2 separate regions of the Homo sapiens genome follow, and region 2 is linked to region 1. A link is a contact called in ENCODE Hi-C or POLR2A ChIA-PET data. All regions are on one chromosome and are shown on one strand. Each heading gives the region's core, a stretch centred on a gene start or an enhancer-like site at or near the end of the contact. The rest is flanking DNA. Distances are from core to core; before and after follow the strand shown. Region 1 holds the start of DRD2 (dopamine receptor D2). Region 2 overlaps TTC12 (tetratricopeptide repeat domain 12).

Region 1 (6,231 bases), core at 1,949-4,448:
CACACAGTGCTATCTTCACAGCCACACTTTTTTGTTAACACTAAAATGTAACTTTTACTTGCAGGGGAGATGGAAACCATTCTCTCCAGGCAGAGTCCCCACGTCTTTCCCCTTATACTTGTTTATTCAGAGAATGGTGACCCCAGACCAGTCCGGCTTCAGCAAGACAATCTCAGGAGTATGTGAGGCCATATTTCTAATGACCCTAAGTTCCCATTTGTTTCCCATAGTATCAAAGAAAGAACAGAAGCGTTTGTCTCAATTTCAGATTCTCCTATATCATTCTCAAGATAATTGCATTTTCTAGACAGAAATAATCCACCTTTGTAGGTGAAGGTACAAGACTAACTAGCCCACAAGCATCATTACTAGCCTTTTTACCCCTACAAGCCTCCTTGCTTATGGAACAAAAGAACCAAATCAATACAGTCAATATGTCACTTCCAGCAGGGCATGAGTGGCTACCAGCCTTGGGGAGCATGACGTGCTACTAGGCTGAACTAATCACTCCTTGGCATTTCAGGAGCACTTAGGTTAACAGATCACAGCACATGCATAATGAAAGACAATAACTCACCCAGAGGGGAGGGCAGGAGGGAAACACTGAGTTGACCCCCATAGAGGGACAGTTAGTATTTACATAAGTCAACCTGAAGCCATATTGGTGATTCCTTAAAAGGGCCAAAAATTTTAGAAAGAAGAAAAGCCCAGGAAGATCCTGGGGGAGAGGAGATTGGATTGCATCCTTAATTTCAGCAAAGATTTAATCAGGGGGATGGTCTTTCTACCAAGAGTCTCACACTTGAAGAATTTAACAGGTATAACAGCAGGAGACAAAGGGTGAGATTAAATACCTTAATTTTATAAATTTCAAATGTATGAAATTTAGGAATATTTAAGATATCAGCAAATGGTTGCCAAGGTACATGATTCTTTTAACTCTTAGAAATGCATTTTTATATCTTCAAGGGATTTTCTCAGATAGAATACCTGCTACCAATTTTATGTAAAATAAACTTGATTTCCATTTTCAAAATAAAATAAATGTATACAGACTCTCTAAGGAGTCTCAACTTTTTGGGAGGTAATTTGCTAATTCAGTGTACACATGAATCACTCAGAAACATTGTTAAAATATAAATTTCCTGGGCCTCCGCTTGAGATTCTCATTCAGCAGTTTTTCAAGGAAGAAGCAAAAATACGCATTTTTAACCAGCTTCTCAGGGAATTCATTAAAAAGAAAAAAACCCTTAGAGAAATGCTGCCCGGACTTCTACAACAAATCAGAACCTCTCCACTTTCTGGGCACCTCAGGCTGTGCAGGGAAGGTAGAAGGAACTCAATGATCTTTAAGAGCTGGGACTACCCTGGCCCTCATTTGGTTCTAGGTCTAACCCTCCCAAACCACTTCCTTGTCAGATGTCTGCATTCAGAGATGGCATCAAAACCCCCTGCAACAAATAATCCAGGAATTTTGAACACTAAGGAGGGAAGTCCAAGGCAGGGACTGAAACCCAGGAAAGCAGCTTGCTGATTTTCTTGAAACTGGTCATGCTGACCACAGTCTCTCTATCTGGCCACCCTCATCAAACAGCTGCATGAGGGAAAGACGATAAGCATGATTTCTTTTTCAAGTGGTCCTAATGCTGCAGGATGAATCAGAGATAAGCATGCATATTTGCATTTGAAGCAGGGTGGGAGTGGGGAGAATCGTTGAACATCTAGCTCCCTAAGGAGGAGCAAGGATTGGCCTAAAAGGTTTGTAGCCTGGTCAAAATACAGAAAGGCTTGGATCTGCAGAAGGATCTGGAGTGGGATCCACAAAGTGCCTTGCACCTCACTCCCTCACCCCCTCACCCAACCTCAAGAGCCACCGAAAAAAAAGTAGTGGGGTGTCAGGTGGGGCAACAGTGACTTGCTCAGACAGCTTCCTTGTGGCTGAGAGCAAGCGCCTGTCCCCACGGAGCTGCACTGCTGTGACTTGTGTCCATGGTGAAGCCTGTTATGTAGACGCACACGCACCCTCTTACCTCTGCTCTTCAAGAGGAAGCACTCAAGGGCTGCCCGCCTCAGACAGGGATAGGGAAGCGCTCTGTCTGGTGCTTAGAGGTGTCTCTTGTCTCCGCATACCACCCTAGAGGGGCTCTCGGTCCATCATAGAGCCGGGCCGAGAGCCGGGCGGTCACCCTCCGCTACTGCCGCCACCGTCGCCTGCACTGCCGGGTAGAAACGGGTCTGGCACCCAAGCCTCCCTCCCCGACTAGGTGTCAACCCAAGAGAAGGCGAAGGAGAACGAAAGTTCAGGACCAAGGACAGCGGCAACCGTGGGAGCGGGAGAATCCAGCCAGAATCTGCCTCTCCCCCATCCTTAGCTTCTGCCTTAGAAACTGAAAAGGGTCAGGTCGCACCAACACAGAGTTGCCAAAAACAGCCCTTCTTCCTCCGGAAGAAGTCGGAAACTCTGGCCGCGAGCCCCGGGTCTCGCGCTTGGGTGCTGGGGGAAGTGCCCTCCCGAGATTGTGGGGAGCGGCCTCCCTCCCGCCCTCCGATGCCGCGGCTCCGCCGTGCTGCCCTGGGCGCCCCGCGGGGAGGCTGCCCCAGCTGCGCCCGCTCGTGCTCGGGGAGAGGATTCCCTTCTAAGTGGCGAGGAGGCTACTGAGAAGGAGGGAGAGGGGATAGCAGCCGCGGGCTCCAGACGCCCTCTGCCCCCGCCCGACGGGGAGCCCATGCAGAGCCGGATCCCAGGCGGGCGCTCCCGAGCAGGCGGCCAGGAGTGGCCGCACAAACTTCTGGTCCTGGCCTCGCTCCCCTTGGAGGTCCCTCCTCCTCTCCCCGTGACACTGAGTCGCCCGCCGCTCCATCCGGCCGGTGCTTACCTTCAAGCCATAGGGCGCCCGGGGGCAGAGACGGCGCCGGCTGCTTGAGGCTTCCAGCTCCCGCCGCATCCACGCGCGGCCGCCCCTCCGGCAGCCGTCCGGGGCCGCCACTCTCCTCGGCCGGTCCCTGGCTCCCGGCCCCGCCGCGCCGTTCAGAGCCCCGGCGGGCAGCAGCTCGGCCGGCTCTGGCCCGCGGGGAGCAGTGGACGGGCCGCGGCGGGGCGGGGCGGGGCGGGGCCGGGCGCGGGGCGGGCGGGCAGGAGGGAGCGCGGGGACGGGGCGGAGGCGGCGCGGTGCGCGCGTGAGGCTGCCGGTTCGGCACTGAAGCTGGACAGCTCTGCGGCGCCCGAGCGCGGGGAGCGCGGGAGGGAGGTGCCCCGGTCCCCGCCCCTGAGACAGGCCCCGCCCCCGCCCCCCACCAAAGGAGCTGTACCTCCTCGGCGATCCCCGGCCTGAACGGGTAGGAGGGGTTGGGGGATTCCGCCATCCCTTGTTTTGAGGCGGGAACGCAACCCTCGACCGCCCACTGCGCTCCCACCCACACCCAGAGTAATAAGCTGTGATTGCAGGCTGGGTCCTCACCGTCTGCTCGCCAGTCTTCTCCTTTGAGGACTCAGAAGCCAAGGGTTGCGGGAGGCACCACCCATCCAGCAAGTCAGGCAAGGAGAGGAGGTGTTGGAAGAGGTCCGCATCCGTTTTCTGACTTCAGGTCTTGGAATCTATGTAGTCAGTTCTATTGCTGGACTCATCCAAAGGAAAAAGCCTGTTTGGAGTTGACCTGACATGGAAATGCAAAAGGAGGCCTCAGGGGTTCCAGCTCACCCTTGACTCCAAACTGAGGTGTGTGAGGCAGGGAGTGGGGAGAGGGAGAAAGAGATAGAGTGGTGAAGGGTGTTCCGCTGCTACCCTGCCCACTGTCATTTGGGCTGCAGAGGAACCTCGTTCTTCTCCCCTTTTCTTCCTCTCTCCTTTTCTTTCTTTTCTTTTCTTTTCTTTCTTTCTTTCTTTCTTTCTTTCTTTCTTTCTTTCTTTCTTTCTTTCTTTCTCTTTCTTTCTTTCCTTTCTTTCTTTCTTTCTTCCTTCCTTTCTTTTTCTTTCTTTCTCTTTCTTTTCTTTCTTCTGCAGCAATTAGTTACCAACTGTCCTCAGTTTGCCAGATTCTGTGTCAGATTCAGAAGTCACACACAGAAAGAAAACCAGGCCCCTGATCCCGCACCCTGGCAATCCAGAGAGGGGACCCCCAGGGAAATAACTGAGGCTTAAACAGGTGCTGTGAAGCACAAAAAAGCGAGACTTTACAGGAACCGGGCATTGAAGGAGCAACACCAGTTCCCAAGGGGAGAAGGTGGCACAACACTCCAGGGAGAGGGAAGAGCAGGGGCAGAGGACTGACTCTGCAGAGCAGGGAGTCGGCCCTGCATGGCTGGAATCCAGCCTCTCTGGGCCACAAGGATTAACTTCATCTCAGCATTTCCTCCAATGACACACACAATTATAGAAAGTGAGGGCTGGAAAGGACCTTAACATTCATCCAATTCCGCCTCACCTCAGAAGGGAGAACTGAGTCCCAGAGAGATGGAGTGTCCTTGCAAATCCCACAGAGTCCAGCACTGAACCGTCCCCCTCTCCAGAGGCACAAAACAGCACCTCTCTCAAATGCAGCCATCTCTGGAGGCACGGGAGCAGAGGAAGCTGTGGGCTCCCCACCTCACCCCACCATGACTCTTCCCAGCTCCTGCCCCTGGATCTTGCTGATCTGGACTGGCCTCCATTTGCCTGCAGGCTCTATAGGGAGATATTACACCAATAGGAGTCCTAGAATGTTGCCATAATTGCCTTTAAGGGATCAGCCATTACAGATATGGTTGACATCCCAGTGTTTCCCTTGTATACCCTTGGACCATTCTTTCCTAGGTTTAATCCACATAAGGAGATATTTGGTACCTCCCAACTCAGCACCTCTACATAGGTTCAGGGATGGGTCAGACTAGCCAGAGCACCTGGATTGGTGTCCCGCCTTGGTCACCTACCTGTTGTGTGGGCTTGCCTAAATTGCTTGATCTCGCGAAGTCTCAGTTTCTCCATTTTTAAGTGGGGACTAAAAATAACGATCTCTGAGCTTTACTGAGAAAAATAGATGAGGACATGTTAGACAATGGTAATATGGGCCATCTCTGGCTGCTCTGGGGTGGGGAGGGGAGCCCTGTTCATCAGGAGGCAGAAGCAGGAAGAAGATGAGCTCCATAAGGTGCACCCACCCAAGGACACTGTAGCTCTGCGCTGCCTTTTTTACCCCAATCTTACATGGCTGAGTGGATTTCATGCTGGCTGTGAGTGAGACGGATGGATCTTTTAGTTTTCAATTAGCAAACGCCTCACTCTTTAAACAAGCGGCACAGCAAACAGATGCACTGTGTGATTGATGACAGGGAACATCTGCGGCCAAGCAGCGGCTGCACCAGAGGCTCCCAGCTTCCTGGGCTAGCAGGGCCCTCTGGAGGTCGTTTGGTGCCTCCCCCTGCCTCTAGGCAGGAGTGTGCCCAGTCCAAGTGGGCGGGGTGGGGGCAGGGTGTCCCTTTGCCTTATAGCTTTCCTGAAAAAGGATCTACAACAGCCTCTTTGAATTCTTTACCTCCTTGGAGTCAGGAAGTTCCACCTGATGTACCTCCTAAATCTTTCATTTATTTCTACCCTTTTCATTGTTGAAAGTTGTAAGGAAATAAGTAGTAGTGGGTATTAGGGGTTGTCTTAGTCCATCTGGGATGCTATTAATATAACAAAATACTGTAAACTGTGTGGTTTACAAACAGAATTTATTTCTCACAGTTCTGGAGGCTGGGAAGTCCAATATTAAGGTGCTGGCAGAGTTGGCGTCTGGTGAGAGCCAGCTTTCTGTTTCATAGATGGTACTTTCTCACTGTGTTCACACATGGTGGAAGGGGTGGATGAGTGCTCTTGGGCCTCTTTTACAAGGGGACTCATCCATCCTATTTATGAGGGCTGTGTCTTCTTCTGTCCTCATGACCTCCTCACTGCCCAAAGGCCTCACTTTCCCTTTGTTTTGTTTTGTGTTTTGTTTTGTTTTGTTTTGTTTTTACAGAGTTTTGCTCTTGTTGCCTAGGCTAGAGTGCAGTGGTGCTATCTTGGCTCACCGCAACCTCCGCCTCCCGGGTTCAAGTGATTCTTCTGCCTCAGCCTCCCGAGTAGCTGGGATTACAAGTATGCGCCACCATACCCAGCTAATTTTGTATTTTCAGTAGAGATGGGGTTTCTCCATTTTGCTCAGGCTGGTCTCGAACTCCTGACCTCAGGTGATCCGCCTGCCTTGGCCTCTCAAAGTGCTGGGATTACAGGC
Region 2 (6,231 bases), core at 1,755-4,254, 130 kb before region 1:
ATTGTGGAGTTGAGAAGAGAAGCCAATTACAGGGTAGGATGTATAATATTTTACACATTATTTATATGAGGGGTGAATAATAGCTCCTTTGGGGAATGGGCTTACCCGGAGGGGGTATCAACTAACTCTGTGTTGTTTGAATTATTTATATCAAGGTACTTTTCTAGTATAAGAACAAAATATATAATCAACAAGGACCTTTCCATTTCAGAAATCAGTAGATCCTATCTTACGTGGACAAGAGTAATTATAGGTGAAGTATAGGATTGAGATGTAATGTTTGCAACGAAAACATGGTTTGATATGTGGGCTACACATAGGATCCTGTAGTCCTGTTACTCTGGCTCTTTCAGGGCTAGAAGAGACCTGGTGTGTGTCTTCTACTGGATGCCGTGTGCTGTGTGTAAATGGGTAATCAGTACAGGAGGGAAGAAAGCCAAGGGTGATGAGGTCCAAGTGATGGGGCCCACCCCTTTGAGATCCAGTTTGCTCTGTTTCCTAGCTTAGCCTCATACTGCAGTCTGTACCCTGCAGTTTCAAACAAATTCATGTACCTGGTCAGAAAATGAACCAGACTGCCACCACCCTGGAAGAGCTTATGTTCTAGGAAGGAGGGCACACTTTATTCGTTAGTGCTCTCATGTGATATTCTAGTTTTCTGGATAACATTTCCTCAGATGACTACTCTAGCCGTTGTATGAATATTGATGGCCTAAAGACGTTCCACAATTAAACTGATTTATTTCCCTTTGCTAGTGTTTCCAGATACCACACACCAAGGAAGTTTGACAATAATGACACAGTTGATTTATGGGTGCCAGTCCCTGTCTGGCACAGTCATGTACTAACTTATTTAATCCTCATGATGTCCCTGTAGGTAGGAACGTAATCCTCATTTTACTGATGAGGAGACCGAGGAGCACAAGAGTTCATTGGTAAGGTCGCTCCCCTGGGCATTCGGACCCAGCAGTCTGGTTCTAGAATCCACACTCTTACACTTCATTATTCTGCCTTCAAATGAGTGGGCACCAGTTGAGTTTCCCATTAGGATAGAGGGTGACAGAGCTAGTTTAATTGCCATGATGGCATGCACAAGACACACAACCTCTGTGTTTTGCAGAGGAAAACCAGCGTGTGCTAGTGATACACCATGACAGGGCCAGGCTGTTGGCCGCCCTCTTGTCCTCCAAGGTCCTGGCCATCCGGCAGCAGAGCTTTGCCCTGCTGCTGCATCTCGCCCAGACTGAGAGCGGACGGAGCCTGATCATCAACCACCTTGACCTGACCAGGTAAGCCTCTGCTGGCAGGATCTTCCTGGGACATCTCATGTCATCACTTGACAAGTTCAGGCATGCCTGTCTCCCCTCCTATCTCTGTTGTGTGACTTGAAGGATCAATAACAGAAAGAGCCTTTGACAAGAGTGCTCTGTCATGAGGACCTCTGGGACAGACTCCTGTCCGAACTTGGTACCATGGATGGTTTCACTTCTCCTGAGCAACTGGCTCGTCCCCATCCCACAAATGGTGCAAATGGCAGTGCTTCCGTAGCCAGATCAGGAGCCCCACCTTAAAATAGGTCACTTGCTTCTCCGTCTTTGGCCTCGGTCCTATCTCTACCCTGTTCCTGCCATTCGTTTTCTTCTTTCATTCTTATTTGAGGTAATCCTGTCTTATTCTACGTGTCCTTAAACCCTTTGTGGAACAAGATGGAGTATGAATAAATAAAACATTTCAAATACTGTTGCATGGAGGTCTTTCCAAAGTGTAAGACTATGGGCATAGAATGTGTGTACCCTAAGTAGACTTTCTAGAAAGATTACTGAACCACAGTGATTCTGCCCCGTCCTTTATAATTTATTAGTTTATTTTTTAAATCATTTATTTATTTGTTATTTTGCTCACTTGTTTTACGTATTTATTTACTTTTATCTTACTAAGTTTTCAGTTTATTTATCTTTACATGATTAGTTTGAACATATGAAATTGCCACTTATTAGATCTAAAAGGTTGCATGCCAGCCATTTTATGTGGTTCAATCTAACAGAAATAGTGGCAATTATTGTAGCTTGCTTTATAAATGTTTCTCACACAATCTAAAAACAGGAGATGACCCTTCTGAGTTTTTTCATTCACTGCTATTTTGTTTTATCTCCCCTCATCCTGCGGGGTAGGCAAGGTAAGCTTTATTACCTCATGTCACTCATGGGGCAGGAAGAACTGCAGCAAGGAACCAAGGGAATCTCACCCAACTAGGCTGGCCCCCAGGTACTGTTCTGAGGACCCAGCTCCGCTCTGTGTTCCCAGTGGGAAAAGGAGCCAAACCTGCTACAACTGGCTCCTGTTCCTTCCAGATCTTTTTGGGACCCTGCTGAGCCCTCCCACACTGTCCAATTTGGTATGTAGGTCCATGTGTGCCGTGACAGGATGGTTATTAAGCCTTGCCTACGGCTCCCCTTCCAGGCCCAGTCGCAGCCTCAGTGGCTCCCAGGAAAGGCTTTGGCAACCCACTGAAGCTCAGCCTGCACGGCAGATGCAGATTGTTAGTGGAGTTCAATTCCCCAAAAGCACATTTCACATTTCAAATGACTCTGCAGTCATTTCCTCGATACCTTCATCGTATTTTTTTAATATTGTTTTTGTCTCTTTGAGTAAATGTAGCTATAGCTATCATGAGCTTTTCCCCTCAAGCTATCTTTGAATTGCTTGAGCTTCAATGTGCATTTTTCCAGTGTCTCGGAGAGTGGCGTTCATGATCACCTCGGGTGGTCCTGCCTACTCTCTCTAAGATAGTCAGAGAAACCTCAGCTTTTTACTTTTATGCCCACTAGCCTCCTTAACGTTCATCTCCAGTTGAACCAGACAGAATGGGTTCTCTGTGATGAAACGAGGCAGTTTGAAGCAAGACAGGGCTGCTGCACATAGCCCCTTGACCGTCACGGCAGCACACGTATCACATTCCTCCCACAATGTTTATCCTCAGAGAAGAGGTTGAAGGCATGAATGTGTGCTGGCCAAGGGCCAGTGTCATTTTGTAAAAAGTGCTGGGTTTTAGTCTTAAGCGTACTGAGTTTCAATTCCCTGCATGTCTCTGCTTGTGTGACCCAGGAAAGTTATTTAGCATGGACAGGCCCCGGCATCTCATCTGCATCACTCACTTATGATGACACGGGGGGTGATGCAGTTGAATTTTTTCTGCTGCATTGTGCAGAATACTTGAGCAAAAGGAGCTTAAGCAAAATAAAGCCTGGCTTGTTTTGTCACCTAATAAAATGAGACTAAAGATAGCAGCTATTGGTGCGGTGGCTTAAAGACGTCGAGGTCCAAGTCTCTGCCCTTCTCTTGACCTTCCTCACATGGTCATACCTTCCCTCTTGCTGCAACTCCAAGCTTCACATCCTTCTTTAAGACAGGTCAATACCAGCTGGATCGGTCCCTTTTATCAAGAAAACCTACTGCCTATTTCTCTTTGGACAGAATTGTGTCACATGCTACCCCTAGTGGAAAAAAAATGGTCCCAACTTCTTCTGTAGTAGAGTTAGGAAGAATAGAAGGGAATGGAGAATATCTGTGAGGTTAGCCAGCAAACAGCATCTGCTACAGAAAAAAAAAAAAAAAAAGCAACTAACATCAATTAAGCCTGACACATGGTATGATAAGGGCTCAATAATATTTTTATAATCATTTTCTCTTAGGGTATATTGTTTAGGGTCCTAAACTGAAGTAACCTTGCATTTATTAGTTACATGAAAGCATTTTCTCACCTGTGGTTCACTCACAGAGACAGCTGCTTATCAGCAGAGCAGAAAATCTGCCACCAAAAAAGAGGGTATGTGAGGAAATAGAAAGGGACACACCGTCCTCTCTAGGTGCTGAGTCCAGTTAGGATGTGTGCATTGTCACATAGTGAGGGGGCCTAGCTGCTTATGTCTGCCAGGACAAAGCCAAGATGGTCTTAGACTGTTGTCTCATCTGTGCTATTCAGGTTCATTAGCAGTCATCTTCAAGACCGAAGAAAATAGGTTTAAATTGGTGAAGGATGAATCTGAACTAACTGTAAAACAAATAAATTATTTTTGACAGCAGGAGCACTGGAATCCATTCCTGAAGATGTTAGGGATTTGCAGAAGCTTGGCGTCACCTGGGCCCTTAGAAACCATCCAGTCAAGCCCCACTCAGCATAGATGTCCTCTGCGTACCCCCATACAGCCTGTGCATGGTGCCCTCCAGGGGAGATGCCAGCAGTTTTCATTATTTTTAATCTCCATTTGATTCGGGATGGGCACTAACGCAGCTAATAGACTGAGTGGAGGAAGTCTTTCCCCAATTAGCGAGAGGCTGTGGATCTCACCTCCCAAGGTAGCCAACTGTCCATTTCAAGACAGTTCTGATTGAGATAAATTATCTCCTTACACTGTGCACAAGTTGCCTGCCCCGTACTATTCTGGGGCTGATTCTGCCTCCATACACTGAGGCCCAGGCCCAGACTCCTCCCAGCTTTCCAGTACTTTAGATATCTGAAAATACTGATATATTCCAGGTTAAGCATCCTTGTTACCTCCATCATTCCTTTGATGATTTGGCCTCCAGACCACTCCTAGAATAAGTGGCTAAATAGATCCAGCACCATAGATGTGGGTGACTGGAATTCATATTCCCAAAAGCCCAATCTGATGGCCTGTCATCTGTCTTTCTTAAAGATGTCAAGGTCAAAGTCCCTGCCCTTCTCTGCCCTGTGGCATTTGGTCCTATTGATCACTACTCTTCTGGAAACTCCATCACAGTGATTGTCAGGACACCATCCTTCCTGGCCCCTCTCCTACCTCCTGGCTATTCCTTTGTGGTTTCCTTTGCAAGCCCCCCTATGCTATCACCCTTCCAAGTCAGGGACCCCAGGATCCTACCCTTGGCCCTCTTCCCATCCATGGCTTTCGTCAAGAGGCAAAGGGTGTAAGTCTCACTCTGTTGAGTGTGAGATGAAAACGCCCTTCTGCCACTGGACATCTCTATCACAACATCCACAAGTATCATCGACTTAATAAATCAAAATTGGGTCTTCACACCAGTTCATCTACCTGAATTTCCTGTCTTCACAGAGGGTATCTCCACCTATCCAGTCGCCTAAGCCAATGTCCTGGAAGTGACCTGGCTCTCCCTCACCACATCCATAAGATAGTATGCTGCCAGCTCTTTCTCCTTAGCATCTCCTGAATTCATTTTCTTCTAGTTCTCCTCTACTGTCTCCAATCATTTCTTCCAGGTCTTCATGAGTGTCTCTTTGTGTTTTTACTGTACCTCTTACTCTGCTGCTGCCTCAGTCTGGTCCCTTAGCCTTTATTATCTGGACAATCACAGTTCTCCCCTGGTTGAATTCCTGCCTCTTGTACTACCTGCTCCAATCCAGCCTCCACCATACACTGAAGGGATTTTTCTAAAATGCACATCTGTTCTGCTATTTTCCTACTTAACACACTGAAATGACTATTCCTTGTAAGGCTGGTTCTCCAATTACTGAGAAATATAATGGCTAGGAATCACATGAGGACTTTATAAAAAAGCAGCCTCCTGGAGCTTCCTCCCACTCAGAGTAACTGAGGAATCTGTCCCAGAGACCCCCACCACCAACCACACATTGGAGAACAGGGGCCAACAGGGCAAAGTACAGACTTTCCAGCAGGCCCTAGAAGGCCCCCAGGATCTGGGCTCTGTCCAGCTCTCTACCATCCCCTGTTCTCCCCTCACATCCTAAGCATTAACTGCATGCCAGCAGTCCCCAAATGTGCTCCTGCAATTCTATGCCCACATAGTCTGTGACTACAGGCTGCTTTGCCTGACATGCCTCTGTACCCATCCCTGTGGGCCCGACACTGGCCTGCAAGCTGCCTGGAGCCAGGACATTGTCTTGTTTCATCATTATGACCTCAGAACTGACCACATTGCCTGGTACACAGTCAGTGCTTGTTCATTGTGATTGGTCAAATGGATAAACGAATGAATAGCTAACACTACACTTCAAGAGACACTGAAGTGTCATCTATTGAAGGCTTCTTCACTTCCATGCCCACACCTTCCACCAGTGAGACTCTGGTCCCCTCAACATGTGTCTGTCTCTGACATATCACCTAAGACAGTTTATCTTATTTATTTACATGTGTATCACTGTAGGAGACCAGGAGCTCAGTACTGAGCACAGTATACTTAGCACCTTATAGATGCTTAATGCAAGTTTGCTGG

The links. A loop is a pair of places that touch in the nucleus more often than their neighbours do. ChIA-PET counts read pairs that join two places held with the same protein, here RNA polymerase II (POLR2A).
Region 2: a map of mammary epithelial cell shows a loop between it and region 1 (1.8-fold over the local background). The contact joins the enhancer-like site here to the promoter of DRD2 in region 1. A Hi-C loop is called at or near these places in 1 of 168 maps with a recorded cell type or tissue (mammary epithelial cell). POLR2A ChIA-PET finds 5 or more read pairs at or near these places in 1 of 52 experiments (Caco-2).

What each region holds. Positions count from the first base shown.
Region 1 is chr11:113,472,200-113,478,430 of GRCh38, forward strand. It overlaps DRD2 (dopamine receptor D2), which reads right to left and starts at 3,199. Exons shown (of 8, transcript NM_000795.4): 1 at 2,877-3,199. LOC105369501 (a long non-coding RNA gene) reads right to left here. Exons shown (of 6, transcript XR_948024.2): 5 at 4,907-5,000; 6 at 3,330-3,654.
Region 2 is chr11:113,343,152-113,349,382 of GRCh38, forward strand. It overlaps TTC12 (tetratricopeptide repeat domain 12), which reads left to right. Exons shown (of 22, transcript NM_017868.4): 13 at 1,121-1,289. Among named protein-coding and RNA genes, the nearest start is that of TTC12, 32 kb to the left of the region's middle. RefSeq lists an enhancer at 820-2,019. Within about 2 kb of position 3,005, at least 2 of the 41 ENCODE cell types and tissues checked have a DNase peak (open chromatin) inside an H3K27ac peak, as active enhancers do; they include mammary epithelial cell, where a contact is called at or near this core.